2 separate regions of the Homo sapiens genome follow, and region 1 is linked to region 2. Evidence: chromatin contacts called from ENCODE Hi-C or POLR2A ChIA-PET data. All regions are on one chromosome and are shown on one strand. The core of a region is the stretch at or near the end of the contact, and the rest is flanking DNA. Distances in the headings are between cores, read along the strand shown.

Region 1 (5,805 bases), core at 3,212-5,711, 200 kb before region 2:
CTGAGTAGCTGGAACCACAGGTGTGTGCCACCATGCCCAGCTAGTTTTTTATTTTTTTGTAGAGTTGGGATCTCACCACATTGCCCAGGCTGCTATTGAACTGCTGGGCTCAAGTGATCTGCCTACCTCAACCTCTCAAAGTGCTGGGATTACAGGCATAAGCCACTGTGCCTGGCCTCAAAGCACTTAATATATTTGTTTTATTTTTTTAAATTGGACTTAATATATTTAATTTTCACAACAGTCCTCTTAAAAATCCCACTTAGGGAATTAAGGATCCAGAGAGGTGAAGTCACAGGTATAAAGAGAAATAGGATATGTGGTAAGCCTGGAACTGGACTTTGGTTAAAAAAAAAGAGAGAGGAAATGGAGCAAGGATTTGAACCCAAGCTGCCTCAAGCTTCCAGGGACAGATGCCACATGACAGCTGCCTCTCCTGTTGTTCATCATCTGTAGATCCCCTGCTGCCTGCCCCCCACCGTCTGGGACAGCAGCTGAACCCCGTGGTGGCGCCGGCCTCTCAAAAATTCCGTTAGCATTTCCCTAGCCTGCCCTCAAATTTTATGACTATTTATTTATTTATCTGAGATGGAGTCTTGCTCTGTTGCCCAGGCTGGAGTGAAGTGGTGTGATCTCGGCTCACTGCAACCTCTGCCTCCCGGGTTCAAGCGATTTTCCTGCCTCAGCCTCCTGAGTAGCTGGGATTACAGGCACAAGCCACAACGCCCAGCTAATTTTATATAATTTTGGTAGAGATGAGGTTTCACCATGTTGGTCAGGGTGGTTTCGAACTCCTGACCTCAAGTGATCCGCCCGCCTCAGCCTCCCAAAGTGCTGGGATTATAGGCGTGAACCACCACGCCCGGTCTCGATCTTTGACAGGGATATTTGAAACTTTCTCCCAACATAAAGGATATGTGAGTGCGGACTGAAGAAGATTCTGGCTCTCTTTCCAATAAGGCTGCCTCTCACTAGTCGATCCTGGGTAGAAGTTCTGGAGCTGCCACAGCTCAGGGTGATGGCTTCATGTCACACTGGACCGCATCCCTCCTCGGCTCCACATCCTCCTGTGGCACCCACCTCACTGGGAGTAAAAGCCAGCCTTCTGCATGGCTCACAAGGCCTTCCACGATGTGCCCCATCACCCCTCCAATGTCGTCTCTTGCCCCTCTCCTCTCTCACTGACCTCCTTGCTATTCCTTAAATATTCCAAGCTTGCTCCTACCGCAAGACTTTTGCTTTTGCTGTTCTCTTTGCCCAGCATGCTGTTCCCCCAGAGGGCCATGTCACTCTTTCTTTCTCTCTCTCTTTTTTTGAGACAGAATCTCGCTGTCGCCCAGGCTGGAGTGCAATGGCGCAATCTCAGTTCACTGCAACCTCCGCCTCCCTGGTTCAAGCGATTCTCCTGCCTCAGCCTCCTGAATAGCTGGGATTACAGGTGTCTGCCACTATGCCTGCCTAATTTTTTGTAATTTTAGTAGAGACGAGGTTTCACCATGTTAGTCAGGCTGGTCTCGAACTCCTGACCTCAGGTGATCTGCCAGCCTTGGCCTCCCAAAGTGCTGGGATTATAGGCATGAGCCACTACGCCTGGCCGTTTTTTTGTTTTGTTTTGTTTTTTTGTTTTGAGACAGGGTCTCCGTCTGTTGCCCAGGCTGGAGTGTATTGGCAAAATCATGGCTCACTGCAGCCTCGAACTCCCAGGCTCAAGCGATCCCCCCACCTCTCAGCCTCCCAAGTAGCTGGGACCACAGGCGCACACCACCATACCTGGCTAATTTTTGTAGAGATGGGGTTTCGCTATGTTGCCCAGGCTGATCTCAAACTCCTGAGCTCCAGCGATCCACCTTCCTCAGCCTCCCAAAGTGCTGTGATCACAGGCGTGAGCCACCGTGCCCAGCCCTACTCTCTCTTCTCCTTCAAGTATTTGTTTCAAATGTCACCTTCTCAGAAAGCTTTCCCTGACCACCCTATTTAAAACTATAACCTTGACCCCACATTCCCCATGCCCCTTCTAATACATCCAATAATCTACTTACCTATTTACCCATTGCCTCTTACCCCCACTAGAGTGTAGTACACAGTCCATAAGGCCAGATTTTTTTTTTTTTTTTGAGATGGGGTCTCACTCTGTCACCCAGGCTGGAGTGCAGTGGTGCGATCTCAACTCACTGCAGCCTCCGCCTCCTGGGTTCAAGCAATCCTCTCACCTCAGCCTCCCGAGTTGCTCAGATTTTAGGGGCGCGCCACCATGCCTGGCTAATTTTTGCATTTTTAGTAGAGATGGGGCTTCACCATGTTGTCCAGGCTGGTCTCAAACTCCTGGTCTCAGGTGATCCACCCACTTCACCTCCCAAAGTGCTTGGATTACAGGTGTGAGCCATTGCGCCAGGCCGAGATATTTTTGTCTGTATTGTTCATTGAGGTATCCCCAGTGTCTAGCAGTGTTGGGCACATATATAGTACATGCTTAAGAATTATGTGCAGAATGATTAATTTGTGTTTTCATTCCCATATTGCAGATGCAGTAACTGAGGCGCTGGGAGGTTAAGTTAGTTGCCCAAGATCATGCAGTTTTTTTTTTTTTTTTTTTTTTTGAGACGGAGTCTCGCTCTTGTTGCCCAGGCTACAGTGCAATGGCACGATCTAGGCTCACTGCAACCTCCGCCTCTCAGATTCGAACGATTCTCCTGTCTCAGCCTCCCGAGTAGCTGGGATTACAGGCATGTGCCACCATGCCTGGCTAATTTTGTATTTTTAATAGAGATGGGGTTTCTCCATGTTGGTCAGGCTGGTCTCGAACTTCCGACCTGAGGTGATCCGCCCGCCTCGGCCTCCCAAAGTGCTGGGATTACAGGCGTGAGCCACCGCGCCTGGCCTATTATTATTATTTTTTTTTGAGACGGAGTCTCGCTCTTGTTGCCCAGGCTGGAGTGCAATGGCGCGATCTCGGCTCACTGCAACCTCCACCTCCCCGGTTCAAGCCATTCTCCTGCCTCAGCCTCCCGAGTAGCTGGGATTATAGGCATGCACCACCACGCCCGGCTAATTTTGTATTTTTAGTAGAGACGGGGTTTCTCCATGTTGATCAGGCTGGTCTCGAACTCCCGACATCAGGTGATCCGCCCACCTTGGCCTCCTAAAGTGCTGGGATTACAGGCATGAGCCACCGCACCCGGCCGAGGGTGACATGGTTAATAACAATATTAGCCAAAAACACCATGTCAAGCTGAGCCTACCACAAGAATAAACTCACAGAATCGTCACACTCAGCCCTGATGTGGATGTCCCCGTGTGCATTTTGCAGATGAAGCTGGGATTGGAAAGGTGCCATAAGGCAGTCAAGGTATCCAGAGGTGTAGTGGTGGGGCTGGGATTCTGACACACCCCAGGTAATGGGCTGCAGTACCCCGTATGTTATGTGAGATGTGACACGGGGAAATGACGAAGACACGGAGGGAAGAAAAATAACTGTAAGGCTGGGTGGCTCCTTATGGGGAAAACTGGAAGCATGAGGAGTGGATGGTGACTGGTCAGAGGAACAGTGATGCCAAGGGAGGGACAAAGACACAAGGGGTAATGATGACGTAAGAGTTGCATTAGCGCGATTTAAGAAGAGCGATGGGGACAGTAGCCATGCGAAGGTGACTTGGGGGTATGATGAGGGTTTAAAGAGAAATGAGGATTTTATAAAGGAGAAATGGCAACAAAAGCAGGATGCAGGTAACATATGGCGATGACGAATTTAAAGGGAGCGATTACGACCTATGGTGGCAAAGAGGGCTTACAGGGAACGAAAGCGAGTTAAGGGCGTTGATGACAACAAGAGGAGTTGTGAGGATTTAAAGAGGGTGATGGCGACAGAAGGAGTTGTGAGGATTTAAGTGGGATGAGACAGAAGGAGAGGAATGGTGACATAAAGAGACCGAGGACGACATAAATTATAGCGTGGAAGACAACGCTATAATTATATATATTATATTCCATATATTATATTCCATATAATATATATTATATTCCATGCATTATAGCGTGGAAGACAACACGAGGAGGGTAGCCGAGGCGCCGCGCCCCCAGATCGCACAGTACCTGCACTCCACGTCTCCCACTCCGAGACCCAGCCCCACACGCACCTTCCAGGCTGTATCCCCGCCTGACGGCCCCTCCTAGCCGCGCGCAGGCGCACTACGGCTAGACTGCAGGCCGGCGGGGGCCAGGCATGCGCCTTTCTCATTGGCCGCGCCGCTTGCTAGCTTCGGGCGGAGGGGAGCGCCGGGCCGACGGTGGGCGGTCACGTGACGGTTACGACTGCACTCTCGCTGGTGTCGGTGGGCGGTCACGTGATGGTTATGGCCGCACTCTCGCTGGTGGCGGCCTGTTGGGGTAGAGCGGCCGCGGACGAGTCAGTTCAGCTTCCGGCGGTGAGAGGATGCTTCCGGGGCGGGCAGCCCGGGCCGGGGGAGGAGTGTCTGACAGTTGGCGCCGCCGGGAGGGAGGGCGGGCGGCGCGAGTGGGCGCGGGCCCGGTGGGCCAGGTGAGGCGCGGGCCGGGGGTGGTGGGACTGGGCCGGTTGCGGTAGGGACGGGTGGCGTCCGGGTGTCTGGACTCAGTTCGGGCTCCGTTGTACGGCTTCGGACTTACGATTTGTTTCTTTGAGCCTCAGTTTCCTCCCCTGTGGAATGGGGGTTAGAATCCGACTGTATCACCGGCTTTATAAATGGGAGTGAGAAGTCAGGTCGTGTACGTTGGATGCCTTAGCTCAGCGCCTCCGCATAACGCTCACTTCGTTACTATACTATTATTATTAGTATTGATGTTTGAGCGCTTAGTATGAAAAATTGTTGGGTTTGGAAGCCGTCGAATTTTGGTTCAAGTCCCGCTCCACTGTGCGGCAGTGGGGCCTGTGTCTTCGCTTCCTTGAACCCCGTTTTTTCTCATCTGTACAATGAGAGCAGATAGTCCCAATATCATAGGGTCGTCTTGAGGATTCTGATGAAATCTGTGTGTGTAAAGATTTTAAGCAGAGGGGCTGGCACAGTGAGAGCTCGTGGATTGGGACTATAATGATAATGATTCTGAGAGTCATTGGTGTAGCTGGGAATTCCAGGGAAGCTGGGGGAGAAAGCTCAGAGACAGCAATAGGAAAAACTTAGAATTGGAGCCGGGGAAATCGACATCCTGTCACTTACTATTTGACCAATTTTGCTGAGTCCTGAAGTACTAGTTTTTTTCTTTTTCTTGATAATGACTAGTGCATTTTTTTCCCCAGTAAGTTAATTTGAGAAGGCAAATTTGCATTGCTGTCTTCTTCTTTTTTTTTTCTTTGAGACGGAGTTTCGCTCTTGTTGCCCAGGCTGGAGTGCAATGGTGCAATTTCGTCTCACCGCAACCTCCGCTTCCTGGGTTCAAGGGATTCTCCTGCCTCAACCTTCCGAGTAGCTGGGATTACAGGCATGCGCCACCACGCCCGGCTAATTTTTTTTGTATTTTAGTAGAGACGGGGTTTCTGCATGTTGGTCAGGCTGGTCTCGAACTTCTGACTTCAGGTGATCTGCCCGCCTCTGCCTCCCAAAGTGCTGGGATTACAGGTGTGAGCCACCGTGCCCGGCGCATTGCTGTCTTCAATGGAAAACTAGCATTGCTGGCCATGAGAGGAAGGAAAAGTTCAGGTAAAATACAATGGAAACTGAACAGCCCATTACATTGTACACTGAAATGGAAAGATAATTGAAAAGGAATACTACGTATTCCCTTTGAATAGGGATACTGTTCAGAACCTGTACTGTGTGATTCCCTGTTGTCAGA
Region 2 (5,970 bases), core at 2,055-4,554:
GGGAGGATCACTTGAGCTTGGGAGTTTGAGGCTGCTGTGAACTGTGACCGCACCACTGCACTCCAGCCTGGGCAACAGAGGGAAACCCTGTCTCAAAAACAAAACACAACAAAAAAGTTTGGGCACGGTGACTCACACCTGTAAGCCCAGCACTTTGGGAGGCCGAGGCAGGCGGATCACCTGAGGTCAGGATTTCGAGACCAGCCTGGCCAACATGGTAAAACCCCATCTGTACTAAAAATACAAAAATTAGTCAGGCATGGTGGTGGGTGCCTGTAGTCCCAGCTACTTGGGAGGCTGAGGCACGAGAATTGCTTGAATCCGGGAGGAGGAGTTTGCAGTGAGCTGAAATTGCACCACTGCACTCCACCCTGGGCAGCAGAGTGAGACTCAGTCTCAAAAAAAACATGGCTGGGCACAGTGGCTCATGCCTGTAATCCCAGCATTTTGGGAGACCGAGGCAGACTTGAGGTCAGGAGTTTGAGACCAGCCTAGTCAACATGGTAAAACCCCATCTCTACTAAAAAACAAAAATTAGCTGGGTGTGGTGGCAGGTTCCTATAATTCCAGCTACTTGGGAGTCTGAGGCATGAGAATCCCTTGAACCCAGAGGTGGAGGTTGCAGTGAGCTGAGATTGTGCCACTGAGCTCCAGCCTGGGTGACAGGGGGAGACTTCATCTCAAACAACAACAACAACAAACAACAACAACAACAACAACAAAACAAAACCAAAAAACAAAAGAAAAGAAAAAGTTTCTCTTGCCCCACAAGGCTTGGCTAAGTATTAATAATAATTAAGAAGGTTTATACATCCTAATCCCTAGAACCTGTGAACGTTCCCTTATATGGCAAAATGGACTCTCAGATGTGATTAAGTTTGTTCAGTTGGGGAAATGATCCTGGGTTACCTGGGTGGGTCCTGAATAGAATCACAAAGATCCTTACAAGAGGGACACAGGAGAAGTTGGTCAGAGGGATGTCGATGTGACAATGGAAGCAAACATTAGAGGGATGCGGGTTTGTTTGTTTGTTTGTTTTTTGAGACGAAGTGCAGTGGTGTGATCTCAGCTCTTTGCAACCTCCGCCTCCTGGGTTCAAGCAATTCTCCTGCCTCAACCTCCTGAGTAGCTGGGATTGCAGGTGCTCACCATTACGTCTGGCTAATTTTTATATTTTTAGTGGAGATGGGGTTTTGTCATGTTGGCTAGGCTGGTCTTGAACTCCTGACCTCAGGTGATCCACCCGCCTTGGTCTTCCTAAGTGCTGGAATTACAGGCATGAGCCACCTCACCCAGCCGAGGGCCACTTTTGGAGAAGGAGGAGGGGGCCACGAGCCAGGGGATACGGGTGGCTAAAAAGACAAGGACATAAGGTCTTCCCTCAGTGCCTCCAGAAAGAATCAGCCCTGCCAACCACTTGACTTTAGCCCAGGGAAGCTGATTGCTGGCTTCTGACCTCCAGAACTGTAAGAGAATAAATCTGTGTTATTTCCTTTCTTTTCTCTTTCTTGTTTGCTTGCCCAGGGAAGCTGATTGTTGGCTTCTGACCTCCAGAACAGTAAGAGAATAAACTTCCTAACTTCCTTCCTTCCTTCCTTCCTTCCTTCCTTCCTTCCTTCCTTCCTTCCTTCCTCTCTTTCTCTCTCTCTCTCTCATTCTTTCTTTCGTCTCAAATCCCTGGGCTCAAGTGATCCACCCACCTCAGCCTCCCAAAGTGCTGGGATTATAGGTGCGAGCCACCTTGCCCAGCCAATCTGTGTTGATTTGGGGTTTGTGGGAGTTTTGCAGCATGGCCACTCAGTATGGAGTGCTTGGATCTGAGCTTCTCTGGTCCCTTGGCCTAGTAAGGCTCAAGATAGCTTTGCCCTGTCCTAAGTGTCTTACTTCTGTTAAAACAGTTTATTCTCATGACAACCTCTAGGAGGTAGGCATTGTCATATCTCAGTTTTATGTGTGTGGTCACAGAATCAGAGAGGTTAAGTGATTTGATTAAGGTCACGCAGCTAGTAAGTGAGGGAGCCAGAATATAAATCTAGACCATTTGAATCTGGATCAGAAGTTCTCCACGTTTGATCTCACTATAATCTTGTAAGTGAGCCGGGTGTGAAGGCTCACCTGGTACCTGTAATCCCAGCACCTTGGGAGGCCAAGGCAGGAGGATCACTTGAGCCCAGGAGTTCAAGGTTGCAGTGAGCCGAGATCACACCACTGCACTTCAGCCTGGCCAACAGAGTGAGACCCTGTCTTTAAAAAAAAAAAAAAAAAAAAAAAAAAAGGCCAGGCTTGGTGGCTCACGCCTGTAATCCCAGCACTTTGGGAGGCTGAGGTGGGTGGATCAACTAGGTCAGGAGTTTGAGACCAGCCTGGCAAACATGGTGAAACCCCGTCTCTACTAAAAATAAAAATTAGCCGGGCATGGTGGCATGTGCCTGTAATCCCATCTACTTGGGAGGATGAGGCTGGATAATTGCTTGAACCTGGGAGGTGGAGGTTGTAGTGAGCCGAGATCAAGCCACTGCACTCTAGCCTGGGTGACAGAGCAAGACTCCATCTCGGGAAAAAAAAAAAAAAATTCTTGCAAGTGGAGAGAGAATTGCAACCTTTGTGGCACCTTTAGACACTTCCAAAGCGTTTGTGTTTCATAGAGAATGCTTTTCTTTTTGATGTAAGTCTATTTCTTAACACATTAGAAAGAAAGAGAGTTTCCCGTGGAGGAGCTTTGTCATTGTCAGGAAATGCTGCATTTCAAGTGGTTTCACAGCTAGCATAACGTTGTAAAAGCAAAAATATATTCAAATTTATTTGACATTGCAGAGGCCCAAAATGGTGCTGATCAAGATGTCTGGTACAGTTCTTTTCACAGGGTGCTCTGATTTCATCAGCCAGCATTCCTAATTTAAAATAAGGAAAACAAAGGCAAAGTCCCCAGCTTCCCAAATCTGTACGATTATTCCTTTGTTTTCAATTCTGTGATGGAGATGATTTTTTTTTTCCCCTGAAGAAACGCAGATCTCCTTATTGGTGGATCTTTTTCTCTGCAAGAGGCTTTGCTTCTAATTTATTAGGTATTGATTCATATAATAAAAATCTTCCTTTTAAAAAACAAAGTACTACATTTCTTTGTTAAAAAAAAAAAAAAAACCCCAGGAAGTTCTTAAAATAGGAGTTCCTGAAATTCAGCGAAACACACAAATTGTGTTATTTTAAGGCAAGCCACTTGTAACCACATGTAAGTCAAGAAATAGAATTTGCCAGCTGTTCATAAGCCTCTCCACGTGCCCTAGCCCAGGCGCCCAGGCCCAGCCCCTCCCTTCTCTCTACCAAAATTAACCCTCAGCCTGACTTTTTTTTTTTTTTTTTTTTAAGATAGAGTCTCACTCTGTCATCCAGGCTGGAGTGAGGTGGCATGAGCTCGGCTCACTGCTACCTCCACTTCCCAGGTTCAAGTGATTCTCATGCCTCAGCCTCACCAGTAGCGAGATTACAGATGTGCACCACCACACTCAGGTAATTTTTTTGTATTTTTAGTAGAGATGGGGTTTCGCCATGTTGACCAGGCTGATCTTGAATTCCTGACCTCAGGTGATCCGCCCGCCTGGACCTCCCAAAGTGCTGGGATTACAGGCGTGAGCCACCGTGCCTGGCCAGCCTGACTTTTATAGCAATCATCTCTGTGTTTCTTTATAGTAATTAGTTATCCAAATGTGTGTCCATAGTTTAGTTTTGCCCTTTACAACTTCTAAAATGTTATTATTATGCCTCTTTTTTCTTATTCAGAGAATGTTGAATTCTCAAAGAAAAAAAGAGAATTTTGAATTGTAGTGACATCAGCATACGTTTTGAAGTATGTGAATATATATGCATATCTGAATATATATGTGCATATATAAAATTTTAAAATATCAATACTATCACTAGTAATATGATGACTAAATATAGTTTAAGATTTTCTTATGGTGCTTTTTTTTCCAGGAGGATATACCCCATTAGGGATTTATGTCAAATTAATATATCTTAAATTACTTTAAGACATTGTTTTAGCCTGGGCAACATAATGAGACCCCATCTCTATAAAAAGTAAAAAATTAGCTGGGCGTGGTCACACACGTCTGCAGTCCCAGCTACTCTGGAGGTTGAGGTGGGAGGATCGCTTGAGCCCAGGAAGTGGAGGCTGCAGTGAGCTGTGATCATACCACTGCACTCCATCCTGGGTGACAGAACAAGACCCTGTCTCAAGAAAACAAAAAACCAAAACCATTGTTTTGTGGGTGATTGAGTCCCAATCGCAAAAATTGTTTTGACATTCCATTTACTTGGAAAATATAAACCAATGAACATATGTATTCATTTTCCTCTCTATTGAGCAAAAGGTACATCCTGTTCATACCAATTTGCACCTTGGTTTTTTCACTTAACTACATCTTGGAGGTGACTATATATGTGTGTACACATGGGCCGGGTGTGGTGGCTCACGCCTGTAATCCCAGGACCTTTGGGAGGCTGAGGTGGGCGGATCACTTGAGGTCAGGAGTTCAAGACCAGCCTGGTAAAAATGACAAAACCCCATCTTTACTAAAAATACAAAAATTAGCAGGGCGTCATGGTACGTGCCTGTAGTCCCAGCTACTAGGGAGGTTGAGGCAGGAGAATGGCTTGTATCCTGGGAGGTGCAAGTTACAGTGAGCTGAGATCGTGCCATTGCACTCCAGCCTGGGCGGCAGAGCAAGACTGTCTCAAAACAAAACAAAACAAACAAATAGTCAAAAAAACAAAACAAAAAAACACGTGTGTACACACTTGTACATACACACACATCACATATATATGTAATCTTAATATATCTTATTTTCACAGCTGTACAGTGCTCTGTATTTGTGGATATAGCATAGTTGAATTAAGCAGCACCCTCTTCATGGCTATTGCAATAGTTTCCAGTTTTTTGCTATCATGCGTAGGGCTCCAGTGAAGAGGCACGTTCATATGAAGTTTCCTATTTCTGTCTGTGTCTTTGGACCTAATTCCTAGAAGTAGGATTGCTGAGTCAAAGGGCAAATTCACTAGATATTGCCAAATTCTCCTCCATGGAGGTTTTATCTTTTTATATTCCATCAGTAAAATGGAAGAGTCCCTGTTTCCCCACAGCGTTGCCAACAAGAGGGCTGTCCAACATTTGGATTTTTGCTAATCTGTTAGGTGAGAAATAGGATCTCAGGGCAGTTTTAATTGTGTTTCTTTTATTATGAGTGAGGCTGAGCTTTAGTTTATTTTTTATTTTTTGAGACAGGCTCTTGCTTTGCCAGTCAGGCTGGAGTGGAGTGGCACAATCTCGGCTGGCTCATTGCCACCTTCGTCTCCCAGGCTCAAGCGATTCTCCTGCCTCAGCCTCCTGAGTAGCTGGGATTACAGGTGCATGCCACCATGCCTGGCTGCACCATGTTGCCTGGCTGCAACATGGCATGCACCATGCCATGTTGGCCAGGCTGGTCTTGAACTCCTGACCTCAGGTGATCTGCTTGCCTCAGCCTCTCAAAATTCTGGGATTACAGGTGTGATATTTTATTTTTTATTTTTTGAGACAGGGTCTTACTCGGTCACACAGGCTGGAGTGCAGTGGTGCAATCATAGCTCACTGCAGCCTTGAACTCCTGGGCTCCAGCAGTCCTCCCATCCTCCCACCTCAGCATCCCGAGTAGCTGGGATCACAGGTGTGTGCCACCACACTCAGCTAATTTATTTTATTTTATTTAGAGACAAGGTCTTGTCATCTTGCTCAGGCTGGTCTTAAACTCCTGGGATCAATCAATCCCCTCACCTTCCCTTCGAAAGTACTGGGATTACAGGGATGAGCCACTGTGTCTGGCTATTTTTATAAATTTAGGTGGCATTTGCATTTTTTAACGTGAACTCTCTGTTTATGTATCTTGCCCGCTTTCAATAGGTTTCTTGTTTTTTTTCCCTTAATTTTTAGAC

What was found. A loop is a pair of places that touch in the nucleus more often than their neighbours do. ChIA-PET counts read pairs that join two places held with the same protein, here RNA polymerase II (POLR2A). Pooled maps may share reads with other maps.
Region 1: a pooled map shows a loop between it and region 2 (4-fold over the local background). The contact joins the promoter of C19orf47 here to the enhancer-like site in region 2. A Hi-C loop is called at or near these places in 1 of 37 single-sample maps with no recorded cell type and 7 of 50 pooled maps. POLR2A ChIA-PET finds 5 or more read pairs at or near these places in 1 of 52 experiments (common myeloid progenitor, CD34-positive).

Annotation. Positions count from the first base shown.
Region 1 is chr19:40,347,053-40,352,857 of GRCh38, reverse strand. C19orf47 (chromosome 19 open reading frame 47) reads left to right here and starts at 4,461. Exons shown (of 9, transcript NM_001256441.2): 1 at 4,461-4,534. It overlaps PLD3 (phospholipase D family member 3), which reads right to left and starts at 4,163. Exons shown (of 13, transcript NM_012268.4): 1 at 4,090-4,163. RefSeq lists an enhancer at 4,217-4,506 and a silencer at 4,497-4,586.
Region 2 is chr19:40,141,130-40,147,099 of GRCh38, reverse strand. No RefSeq gene overlaps it. Among named protein-coding and RNA genes, the nearest start is that of MAP3K10, 47 kb to the left of the region's middle. RefSeq lists enhancers at 1,778-1,827, 2,448-2,597. Within about 2 kb of position 3,304, at least 7 of the 41 ENCODE cell types and tissues checked have a DNase peak (open chromatin) inside an H3K27ac peak, as active enhancers do.